Linked DNA regions of Mus musculus: region 1 is linked to region 2. The links are chromatin contacts, found by Hi-C or POLR2A ChIA-PET in ENCODE. All regions are on one chromosome and are shown on one strand. Each heading gives the region's core, a stretch centred on a gene start or an enhancer-like site at or near the end of the contact. The rest is flanking DNA. Distances are from core to core; before and after follow the strand shown.

Evidence for each region. Hi-C counts contacts between places; a loop is a spot of excess contacts on that map. ChIA-PET counts read pairs that join two places held with the same protein, here RNA polymerase II (POLR2A).
Region 1: a loop to region 2 is called in a map of T-helper 1 cell, with 6 times the contacts of the local background. The contact joins the promoter of Clcn6 here to the promoter of Miip in region 2. A Hi-C loop is called at or near these places in 1 of 37 maps with a recorded cell type or tissue (T-helper 1 cell). POLR2A ChIA-PET finds 5 or more read pairs at or near these places in 1 of 5 experiments (embryonic stem cell).

What each region holds. Positions count from the first base shown.
Region 1 is chr4:148,037,497-148,043,537 of GRCm38, forward strand. Clcn6 (chloride channel, voltage-sensitive 6) reads right to left here and starts at 1,317. Exons shown (of 23, transcript NM_011929.3): 1 at 1,185-1,317; 2 at 418-477. The coding sequence starts at 1,271. Mthfr (methylenetetrahydrofolate reductase) reads left to right here and starts at 1,581. Exons shown (of 12, transcript NM_010840.3): 1 at 1,581-1,636; 2 at 4,088-4,333; 3 at 5,929-6,041. The coding sequence starts at 4,101. RefSeq lists promoters at 1,031-1,669, 1,480-1,669, 1,922-3,715, 3,442-3,715.
Region 2 is chr4:147,866,170-147,871,729 of GRCm38, forward strand. It overlaps Miip (migration and invasion inhibitory protein), which reads right to left and starts at 2,550. Exons shown (of 10, transcript NM_001025365.2): 1 at 2,200-2,550; 2 at 66-250. The coding sequence starts at 188. Fv1 (Friend virus susceptibility 1) reads left to right here and starts at 2,810. Exons shown (of 1, transcript NM_010244.3): 1 at 2,810-4,189. The coding sequence starts at 2,810. The coding sequence ends at 4,189.

The sequences.
Region 1 (6,041 bases), core at 67-2,566, 170 kb after region 2:
AGAAGAGCTCTTCCCATCTCAGCCTCCCAAGTCCAGTGGCAAACTAAAAGGAACCACAACATGTGGCCCCACACTCTTCAAAGTTTCATATCTGAAACTGGAAACTATAATCCAGAATAGGGCAGAAGAGAGAGAGGCAAGGTCTCCTCACAGCTCACGAGAGAGACTGTTTTGAGCACTCACAGGGAAGAGCTTCGACCCTGGGTCCCTGGAAGGTTTAATGGCAAACACGCTCTATATCCAGGCAGAACTGGAATGCATCACCACCAGACTGTGGGACCAGGTTAAGGACTTGCTAGGCAGTCATCTCCCCCATTCCCTGAGGCAGAGGGTCAAAGAGCATCTCTGGTTGGAGGCCTGAAGCACTCAGTCCTCTCACTACACCAGTTACCCAGGACAGCATCTGGAACACCTCACCTCATAGTCTTTCCTTGGAAGAATCTCATCCTCTTCTTCCTGTGTCTCCCCAAGGATGGTCTAGAAAAACAGATTCACAGAATGGAGATCTTTTAATGGGTTAAGGGTACAAGGAGGGTAGTATTATTAAAATCGAAATTAGCTAGAGCCATCTTCAAAGAGGAACAATGTTTCAAAACCATGAGCTCTACATTTCTATTGATCGGCGAATTCTTTAAATCGTAATGCTCACCTTCAGGACACCTGAAAGATGTCTGATGGCAGCTTCGTTGGAGGAGAAAATTCGTGTTTCATTTGACAATAGACTGACTACGGAATCGGGGGGAATGAATCAATTCTGAGAACACAACTCAAGTTTTCCCAGCTTGCTTTGCACGGGGAAGCTGGATCACCAGTGACCCAGAAAGAGTGAAGGGTAGAGAATAAGAACAGGCCAGAGAAACTACACCAACGGCATGGGCGTCACGTCCCGCGCAAGGGCTCATTCTACAATGCTTGCTTCGTTCAAAACTCAAAGAGAATATGGACGGCATTAATTCAAGCTGGCCGAGGCCCTCCCTCGGAGTCCAGAGAGAGGTTATAGAACAGAACTCTGGCTGGGGCACGCGGAGGTAAGCTGGATGCTTCCCGAGCCCAGGCAGCGGTCTCCGGGCCCCACCCGCTGCCACCTGCAGGCGCGGTCCGGCGCGGCCCCACCCCCGGCAACGCCTCTTGTCATCCTGTCATCCCTCCGTAGCCACCCCTTCCCCAGCCAGGCAGCCGCTCACCAGCTCCTCGGGGGTGCGGCTCTCCCGTTCACCGCAGCAGCAACACCACCGGCAGCAGCAGCACACGGACCCCCTGCACCCCGCCATCTTCCTCCTTTGCTGCCGCTCCGGACCACCTAGGCCAACCCCCCTCCCACCCAGGATCCGCGCCTCACGTGACTGGCCCCGGGAGGGTCACGTGGCCCTCTCGAGCTCTGGGTCCGGAGACAGGGAGTGGCTGCAGACGGGTGGGGCGAGGGCTCGCGTCACATGACGCAGTACTTGGCTGGCTTCCCCTGAGACCTCTGGGCGCGGCCATGTTGGGGCGGGACTTCCGGCCGTCGTCTCGTCTCGTAGATGTGGCTTCCGCCTGCCGCTCGTCCTGTTTCCCTTAGCAACCGACAGCTCCGCCCCGCCTTCTTCGCCAGCCCTAGGGAGGTGGCACCCTCGCCGCCACCGATCTGACGCAAGAGGTAACGCAAAAGGCTTGGGACGCTGCGGATAGATTCGCAGAGTCGGGAACACACCACCGCAAGCTAGACCTGTGGGCAGGCGGTTAGGTGCTGGCCGGCCCTTTGCACGTGAAGGCTCCTTAGGGCCTATGAATACTCATGGAGGCTGTCACCCCAGCCCCACTACCTGCAGGAAGGTATCTCAAAGTTAAAGGAATCCTGGATCTGGGGCAGTGATCCAGACCCTGCAGCCTTCTGGGACCCGCATCCCCGCCACGGCCTGTGACCCATTGACCAGGTGACCCGATTACCATCCCTCAGGCCATGGTGGCTGCCTGCCATAGTGTCTGTCTGTCTAGCTCTCTCGCTCGCTCTCTGGGATTTTGTTTGGTTTGGTTTGGTTTTCGCGACAGATTCTCTGTGTAGCCCTAGCTGTTCTGAAACTCTCTGTAGATCAGGCCTCGAACTCCGAGATCCATTGCCTCCTGCGAGCTGAGATTAAATATGTGCGTTGTCATGCCTGGTTGCCATAGTCTCTTAAACCCATCTCCCTGACAGCATCTGGAAAGGAAGAGTGGACCGACCATTAGTTTCAACGCCCAGGTGTCCATAGCATCCTGCAGTTCACATGCATCTATCACAACTCTTCCGGGAGTGGTGGGCTCAGTGTTTGTCAGTCTTATTTAAATGATCAGTAGGTGGCAGCGAGGCATTTTGAGATTGGTGTGGAGGTCTTGGCAGTTTTGAGCCCAGTGAGTACTGCCTGTTTTACTACTCTGCCAGGCACTGGCGATGCCACGCCTGAGACTGGTCTTTCTGGTCCAGTCACAGGCAGGGGACTGGACAGTAGAAGGGTAAACAAATTTGTCGGTTCACAGGCTCATCCTTGTGTGATTTGGGAGCTCAACTAATAATGGATAGGGGGTGGGAACTGTTAGAAATGCTTAAACCGAGCCGGGTGTGATGGCGCACGCCTTTAATCCCAACACTCAGGAGGCAGAGGCAGGCGGATTTCTGAGTTTGAGGCCAGCCTGGTCTACAAAGTGAGTTCCAAGACATCCAGGGCTCTACAGAAAAACCCTGTCTCGAAAAACCAGAAAAAAAAACAAAAATGCTTAAACCTTGGAGCGGTTTGCTGTGCCTGAGTCAGCTCCTCCGGTTTTGTTCCAGCAGTGAAAACGAGGCATTTCCCTTGGGTGGAGGAGGAAGGCCTTTGAAGGCCTTTCTCACTCTCCATGAGAACCTGGCAGTTTTAGGTCAGAACAGAAGTGGGACAGATAGATTGGGAGTAACACTGGCACTAAGTCTGGAGTCCAGGAGGGGAAAGAGCAATGGATTTCTTCCGATTCTTGAAGCTGAGACCCAAAATGGTACACTGACTTAAGAGGTGGAAGTTTCTGGAAAGAAACAAACCTGACCTGGTTTCTCTGTTGCTCCACGTCACCACACAGATAGCCACTACTGTGCTGGCCCACTGCTGTGCAGTGGTAGTGTTTGCTTCTTTTCCAGACTAGACTGCAGTATGGCCCTGTGCCCTGTTGGAAGGGCGTATGTGGTAGACTGTGGTCACTGATCCTTTTGACTTAATTGGCGTGTTTAGGGAGAGCTGCTACCAGGGCAGGCACAGATGGAACAACCTTTGTTCAGAGTTGGACATAAATCCATCCCTACCCTCGGTGACTTCAGTCCACCTGCCTCTGCAGCCCAGCCCGTGGCAAGTTCTAGCTCACAACACAACAGTCTTTTTGAAGTAGTGTGATCTCAGGAGATCTGGCTGCTTGGCCATGCTGCAGAAAGCCTATATAACACGTTCCAGGCGAAGCCAGCCACAGTGAGCTGTTCTTTCTTTGGTGGGGGAAATCTAGTGATCCTGAATGGCTAATAGCTAATCTCTAACCCCTGCCTGCCCACTCCTCCCCTCCCCCACTCATCTTCCTCCTTTGACTTGCGCCTGAGCCTTCTCCAGCCGGGAAACCTTACTCCCGCCCCTTTGCGTGGCCCCAGCTTCAGCTCGGGGCTCTTTGTCACAGCTCCGCCCAGTTGGGCACACCCTCCAGGAAAGGTTCCTTCCCCACTCACTCTGGGTCTGAGCAGATCGGGATGAACCATCAAAAAGCCAAGGTCCTCCCAGCTGGGCACTGTTATCCATCCCTGGGGATGTGGGCCTCAGAGGCTGGCTGCGTGAGGCTTTCTGTGCCACCCTCTATCAGGTAGCTGTCGCCTACGATCCGATCTGTGAGCTGAAGGACCCAAGAGCCGCTCAGTGGGAGGTGGTCATACAAAGAGGCAGACGACAGCAGGGGCGTGGGGGGGAGGGCAAAGCTCTTGGAGCCTCTGGGTAGGAGCTGCAAGACTCTCACCCGTGCTGACTGATGAAGCAGTGACTGCCACCGGAGCCGCCTGCTCAGGTGTTGGGTGTGCATGGGGTTTGGCTACCAGCCCTCTAATACCCCCGGCCCCCACCCTCTACAGCAGGAATCCAGCCATGGTGAACGAGGCCAGAGGAAGTGGCAGTCCCAACCCGCGATCTGAGGGCAGCAGCAGTGGCAGCGAGAGTTCCAAGGACAGTTCAAGATGTTCCACCCCCAGCCTGGACCCAGAGCGGCACGAGAGACTCCGGGAGAAGATGAGGCGCAGAATGGACTCTGGTGACAAGTGGTTCTCCCTGGAGTTCTTCCCCCCTCGAACTGCTGAGGGAGCTGTTAACCTCATCTCCAGGTGAGTAGGGAGGTTAATCGCGGGGGTCGGCAGGCTCAGGGGAGCGTGAGCTGCCCTTTAACCCGGCAGGAAAAGGCTCTGGGGAGGGAGGGGAGGCAGGAAGAAGCAGAGGCGAGACAGGGAGTTTAGTCTGTGACTTATAACTTCTTGTCTGTGAAAGTCCCTCTGAAGCAGCATTAGATAAGTTTGGACGAACTCTCAGTGAGCCAAAAATGTTCATTTTTCAGGCTGCATTCTTTGGCAGAGCTTGGGGCTGGCTCATGAGGAGCTTAGGAAGTCAACAAACCGCAATTCAGGGAATGTGTTGAGCTAGCTGGACACAGAGAGAGTGCTTTTCCAAATCAGGAAACACCACATGTTTTGTGATAGCACTTTCTGAATTCCAGTTCCTTTTCTTCAAGTCAGAGAGTGATTTGTAGACCACAAGACCCCTGGGCTACGTCCTGCAGCATCACAAAAATGAGAGAAAGGAAAGTCAGGCACACTGGTATCCTTAATACCAACACTCAGAGGCAGGAGGATAAATAACTGTGAGTTCAAAGCCAGCCTAAGCTACCTAGAATCCAGGCCAGCCAGCCAGGGTTATGTAACGATGCCCTATCTTTAAAAGAGGGAGGAGTGTAGCTGAATTGATGGAGTAAATAGCTTGTCAGAAATCTTAAATTTGATTCCTAGCACTGCATAGACAGGGTGTGGGAACATGACTGCAATCCCAGCACTCAGGAGGCAAAAGCAAGCAGATCTGAGGTCAAGGATAGCCTGGTAGAGAGCCAGGCATGGTGGCACACACCTTTATTCCAGCACTTAATAGGCAGAGGCAGGCAGATCTGTGAGTCTGAGCTCAGCCTGGCCTACATAGTGAGTTCTAGGACAGCCAGGGCTACATAGTGGGACCCTTGTCTTGAAAACAAACAGCAAACAAAGAAATACTCAGCTACATAGGGAGTTTGAGGTCAGTCTGGACTACACGAGACCCTGTCTCAGAAACAACCACAAACATTAATGCCTTTTAATCCGTATTTGTCACATGCTGTTTTCTGGGTCCTGAAATCAAGACCCTGATGTTTAAACACACCATTATAGCTTTAACAGTGCTGATGCCCACAAAAGCTTTTGAATCTAGTTCAGGAACTGAGCCTTCCTCGGCAGGACTCTTGGCTGATGCAAAGAGGCCATGGTGGCAACACAAGAGTCTGTTGATTTCTCTCTGCCTTCCCTAAAGTGAGGCTCTCTGCCCACCCACTACTGAGATTCCTGAACCCTCAGCTGTCAAGACTCTTAAAAAGCTAGTGTGTTCCACTCTGAGAAGCGCAGAATGCTGTTCACACAAAATAGTGACATTGTTATACATCAGTGTGATAACCATTGAGGCACTCACTGAGCCCGGGCCCTGCTCTGAGGAGGCTGCACAGCCATCTGACCCAGAACCCTGATGGCTGTCCAGTAGGTACTGTCACCTGCCACACCTGACAAAGAATCTGCGGCTCCATGCATTACTAGGTCATGTGCCTGGGAAGTACTGCTCTGATACCAACTTGCCTTCTCTGAGCTCCTATTTACCCCAGGAGCCTACTTAAGGAGGAAATCCCCTACAGGTTTGACCGGATGGCAGCAGGGGGCCCCCTCTTCGTAGATGTTACCTGGCACCCAGCTGGAGACCCTGGCTCAGACAAGGAGACCTCCTCCATGATGATCGCCAGCACAGCAG
Region 2 (5,560 bases), core at 1,300-3,799:
TGGGTGCATCACAGCATAAACTGTCTTTCCTCGACACCTGGGCATTACCAAGTTTAGCCACCTACCCCTGATGCTGCTCTCACCACCGACCGACACATGGCTTCGTGCCCAGCCCAAAGCTGCTTCAGGAGCTCCAGGCTAAGCAGCCGAAGCCGAACGGGGTCTTTAGTCTCTGCCATATTGGGCATGCGGGCTTCTCACAGTAATGTCACTGTCTCTGGGCTGCAGAGGTGCTGACCCTAGGTTCCACCTGAAGTCAAAACAGCAATGACAAGAAAAATGAGGGAGGAACCCTGCCACACAGGCCTAGATTAAGATCATCACCCTGCAGCCTCACCCTGTTTACTTATTATCCTCTCTGCTTCCTTGCCTGCCAAGAGACGACAACTCCCACTGGGCCTTCCCTATGTAATCTAATTCCTGGGGCCTGTGAGACGTCTCAATAGATAAAGGTGCTTGCTGCCAAGCTTGACGATCTGAGTTCAATTCCCAGGGCCTACAGAGTAGAGAGAACTGACTCTCATGAATTGTCTTCTTACCTCCATACATTCATGGGTCAGGGCATGTGCTTGCCCTATACCCACACATATAAGAACTTATTTTTAATATTAATCTGACTCCTTTATCATATAGAAAAGACTAGTGCAGCATGCTAATTTAAAGCTTAATGACTTGTGCTATTGTGCAGGGCAGGGGAGTTCGACCCTGAGTGGTGACAGTTAGGGGGCTTTTAACAGCTAGCTGAGGAATTGGGAGGAGTTGGGAGGAGAGTTGATAGGAGTTAGGAAGAGTTGGGAGGAGAGTTGGGAGGAGTTAGGAAGAGTTGGGAGGAGTTGGGAGGAGAGTTGGGAGGAGTTAGGAAGAGTTAGGAGGAGTTAGGAAGAGTTGGGAGGAGTTGGGAGGAGAGTTGGGAGGAGTTAGGAAGAGTTGGGAGGAGTTCTCTTCCGGGTGTCCTTGGTGAAATTTACAAGGCAGGAGTGGGGAGTGAGTTCTTTCTGAATTTTTATCTCCGTGTCATTGGCACAGGAAGGTAGGCATCTCTGGTTGTAAAGTATAGAAACAAAAAGGCTTTTTGCTGGCTATAGAGAACAAAGAGCTTTTTTCTGGCTGCATTTTTAGAGATCAGGGAAAACAAGCTTGGGGAACGTCTAGGGGCTTTACCTTCCAGGGAGAAACGCTCTAAGTCGGGGTCTCATACTATCTGGAGCTGGCACTGAACCCAGAACTGGAAGCATTAAGCCTTTTTCTCTGCCACAAGTCTTCTCCTGGTCAATTCATTTCTTTGCTTTTCTTTCTTTCTTTCTTCCTTTCTTTAATTTGCATGTATATCCCAAGGTCACACAGCTACTAAATGTCAAAAGCAGGGTTTGAACCAAAATGTAGGTTCCTGCTTGTTGTGCAGTGGCTACTTCCCCTGACTTTCAAACTTCTCCCTGATGGTGGGAGGAGAGAATCTCTTCAGAAGGCTGCAAATTCCTAGAGCTCCCTCCACAAGGTTGATTTAAACTATGTCCAGGGGAGAGCATTCTCAGATGGAGCTGCCTGAAAGCTGCGCGGGGGTGGATCAGAACCCGTGCTCGGTGGGACTGTCAGTGATGTAGCTGCCTTTGGGTCATGACCCCAATACGTACACTCCTTGGTTCACCCAGCCACACTTGGGTGGAATCGTTTCTCTGTTCTGTTGGCTGTGCTCTGGGGCAAATAAACCTTTGTTGACACATGACTCCCTATGAAGGGTCTGCACGGAGGAAAGCATGGCCCTGACTGGGACACAAACCCCACCCCCACCCCTTCTCCGGCCAGCTTTGGTCCTCAAAAATTATACTCAGGGGCTCTCTCTCTCTCTCTCTCTCTCTCTCTCTCTCTTTCTCAAAGATTTATTTATTTGTTCGGACACACCAGAAGAAGGCGTAGGATTCCATTACTGATGGTTGTGAGCCACCATGTGGTTGCTGGGAATTGAACTCAGTGGTTAAGAGCACTGAGCCGTCTCTCCAGACACTTTCTTTTGCTTCTGGAAGAGATGTCTGCAATATAAAGAAGCACTTCCCACTTCTCTTACAACCCCAGCCCAGACTCCTCCAGCCGAATCAGACCCCCCTATCCTTCCCAGCCCTGCCACCCTACAGGCCCCTGGAGACTTGGGTTTCGGAGCAGGCTGCAGGGGGCGAGCAGAGAAGACCCCAGCATCTCACTCACGCGCACTCAGGCAGGGTGCACACCGGGGCCTAGGCGCTTGCCCCTTCTCTACCGGTCTAGCGGGACGAAGGCACGCCTCTGTGGTCCCGAGATCAGCGGCTGCCATGGATAAAAGGACGCCAACGCTCTCCGCCCGAAAGCCCAGATTCCCAGCAGCCGGGGAATCCGCCTCCAGCAGGGGCGGAACCTCCAGTGGTTGTCCTAATTGGCTAAGGCTGGGGCGGGGCCTCCGCCGCTGTCCTGCTCGGCCAATTGACAGTGCCAGGACGCCTTATATTTGTTTCTTCGCATCCGGAAGCGGCAGTTTCAATATGGAAAGGAGGGGCTAATGGGACCTCATTGCTGATTGGTTAACTGTTAATGCTAATTCTACCAATTCAAATTGAGGACAGGCTCTGGTTGGTCAGTAGTACTCGGTTACGCAATTTCCGGATGTAAAGTCTCTAATGGCAGTGGATAGGTGGGGCTAGAGACTCCGGCAACTTTGACCTTTTCACGCGGACCCCACACTAGCAACTCCCCAGAGTGCTTTTGCCAGGGACGAACTGGAATTTGGATCCGAGGCTTGTAGGACGCAGTAGCCGAGTTCTAGGGAAACAAAAGTCTGAAGATGAATTTCCCACGTGCGCTTGCTGGTTTCTCGAGCTGGCTCTTCAAACCTGAACTTGCCGAGGACTCTCCGGATAATGACTCTCCGGATAATGACACTGTTAACCCATGGCGTGAGCTGCTGCAGAAGATAAATGTGGCCGATCTCCCCGATTCATCCTTTTCGAGCGGTAAGGAACTTAATGACTCTGTGTACCATACTTTTGAACATTTCTGCAAGATTAGGGACTATGACGCAGTTGGCGAGCTGCTTCTGGCATTTCTGGATAAAGTAACAAAGGAAAGGGACCAATTCAGAGATGAAATTTCCCAGCTCCGAATGCACATAAATGATCTAAAGGCTTCTAAGTGTGTCCTGGGGGAGACTCTTCTTTCCTACCGCCACAGGATTGAAGTTGGGGAAAAACAGACTGAAGCCCTCATTGTGAGGTTAGCTGATGTGCAATCCCAGGTCATGTGTCAGCCTGCCCGGAAAGTGTCTGCAGATAAGGTGAGGGCACTGATTGGTAAAGAATGGGATCCGGTAACCTGGGATGGAGATGTGTGGGAGGACATAGATTCTGAAGGGTCTGAGGAAGCTGAGTTGCCCACTGTCTTGGCCTCTCCATCCTTGTCTGAGGAAAGTGGTTATGCCTTGTCTAAAGAACGCACCCAGCAGGACAAAGCAGATGCCCCTCAGATCCAGTCTTCAACATCCTTAGTTACTTCTGAACCTGTCACCAGACCCAAGTCTCTGTCTGACCTTACAAGTCAGAAACACCGCCATACTAATCATGAACTCAATTCACTTGCTCACTCAAATCGCCAAAAGGCAAAGGAACATGCTAGGAAATGGATTTTAAGGGTGTGGGATAATGGTGGGAGGCTCACAATACTGGATCAGATTGAATTTCTCAGTTTAGGTCCTTTGAGCCTTGATAGTGAGTTTAATGTCATAGCCCGCACTGTTGAAGATAATGGTGTGAAGAGTTTGTTTGATTGGTTGGCTGAAGCATGGGTCCAGAGATGGCCTACTACAAGAGAGCTGCAGTCGCCTGACACCCTGGAGTGGTATTCTATTGAGGATGGGATTGAAAGGCTTAGGGAACTTGGAATGATAGAGTGGCTTTGTGTAAAAGCTACTTGTCCACAGTGGAGGGGCCCGGAAGATGTACCCATCACGAGAGCTATGAGGATAACTTTTGTCCGGGAAACTAGAGAGACTTGGAAGAGCTTTGTATTTAGCCTCCTCTGTATAAAGGACATAACAGTGGGGAGCGTGGCTGCTCAGTTGCATGATCTAATAGAATTAAGTTTAAAGCCAACAGCAGCTGGCTTGACTTCTGTAGGCTCTGTGGGGGTTCTCTCTCTCTCTCCCTGGAAACATCAAAGCAACAGTTAAAGAGCTTAAAATCAGGAGGAGCCCCCCCCCCCCCCCGCAGTGGAGACAGAGGACAGAGATGATTTTTTGCTTTCTTTCAACATAGATTTTAGAGCCAGAGGTGGGTTACCTTCCTATGATACCCCTGATGCGCCACAAACCCGAGAAGACTATTGCCACTGGTTGGTTGCAAACAGGAGCTAGATTGTAAGATCCCAACGCTGACAACATCACAGTGCCTTGAACCTAGGACGCAGGGGAGTAAGGCATGGACTGTGCTCAATGAAGGCTTCCTGCTGGCTGGCATTCCTAGTGCTAGAAAGTGCTGTGCAGATTACTGGTGTCCTTGTTTCCACTCAGCTATGGACTCTAAATGTTAATGTCATCAGCACTACAGGCAGCTAGCTGTAGGGGGTTGGGTTGGTCTGGTGCTGCTTGTAGTCAAAAGCTAAATTCTGTTTCCCAAGATCCGATTGCTCCAAGGTGAGCCGATCCTCACGTACTCCAGCCTTTCTTATAAACCTTACTCCCCAGTTTGAAACTATCGGTTAAATAAAACTGGTGATAACCAATTACTGGCGGGGGGGGGGGGGGGGGGAGTTTGAGTTACCGGACTGGTCGAACTAAGTCGAACTGATAATATAAAGCAACATTTGATTGTTCACATATGCTATGAGTAGATAGATGGTCTTCAAAAACCTCGGAGGCCACAGAAAATGGCATTTAAAGGTGTTTTTATTAATTTAAGGCCTTTTTGACATTGAGACATGTCAGCTCCTGGCAGCACCCCATTCGACTTGGAAAAGGAAGGATAAGCATTGAAGAATCTCCGTTAGGAGATGGATTCTAATGTAGCAAGTTGCCACTGGGCAAAGAAAATGCCTTATTCTCTCTGCAGATAGGATGCTGTCCAAAATGGGCGAATTGAAATGCAGGCGAAGTCGACTGCCTAACTCTGCCAAGACAGGGTACACAAGTCCTTCATATGCCTTGCTTCACAAATATGCCTGTCAGGTATACTGCCAGAAGGTTGAAGATGGATGCTCCAACATTATCTAGACAATTCTGGGGAACTGTCAGACAGCTATTTGTCTTCTCTGTAGCCTTGGAAGATGCTTGCCTGTGCTTCCTGCACACTCAGGCAATATTTATCCTTCTGATGTCTCTGATGGAATTGAAGACTAGATAGTTATAGTCTCACACTTAAGCTTAAGTTGTTTTGGATTTAAGAGGTTTTTAGGTCTAAGAAAATGTTTTTAGGTTAATGCATGTTATCACAAAAAATTATTTAGATACAAAACTCTGAACTCACCAAGATAGTATAGATGATACTTATCCAAAGGTTGCCAAATACAAACAAACTGGACTTTTTAAATGTAAGTCTTACCTAAT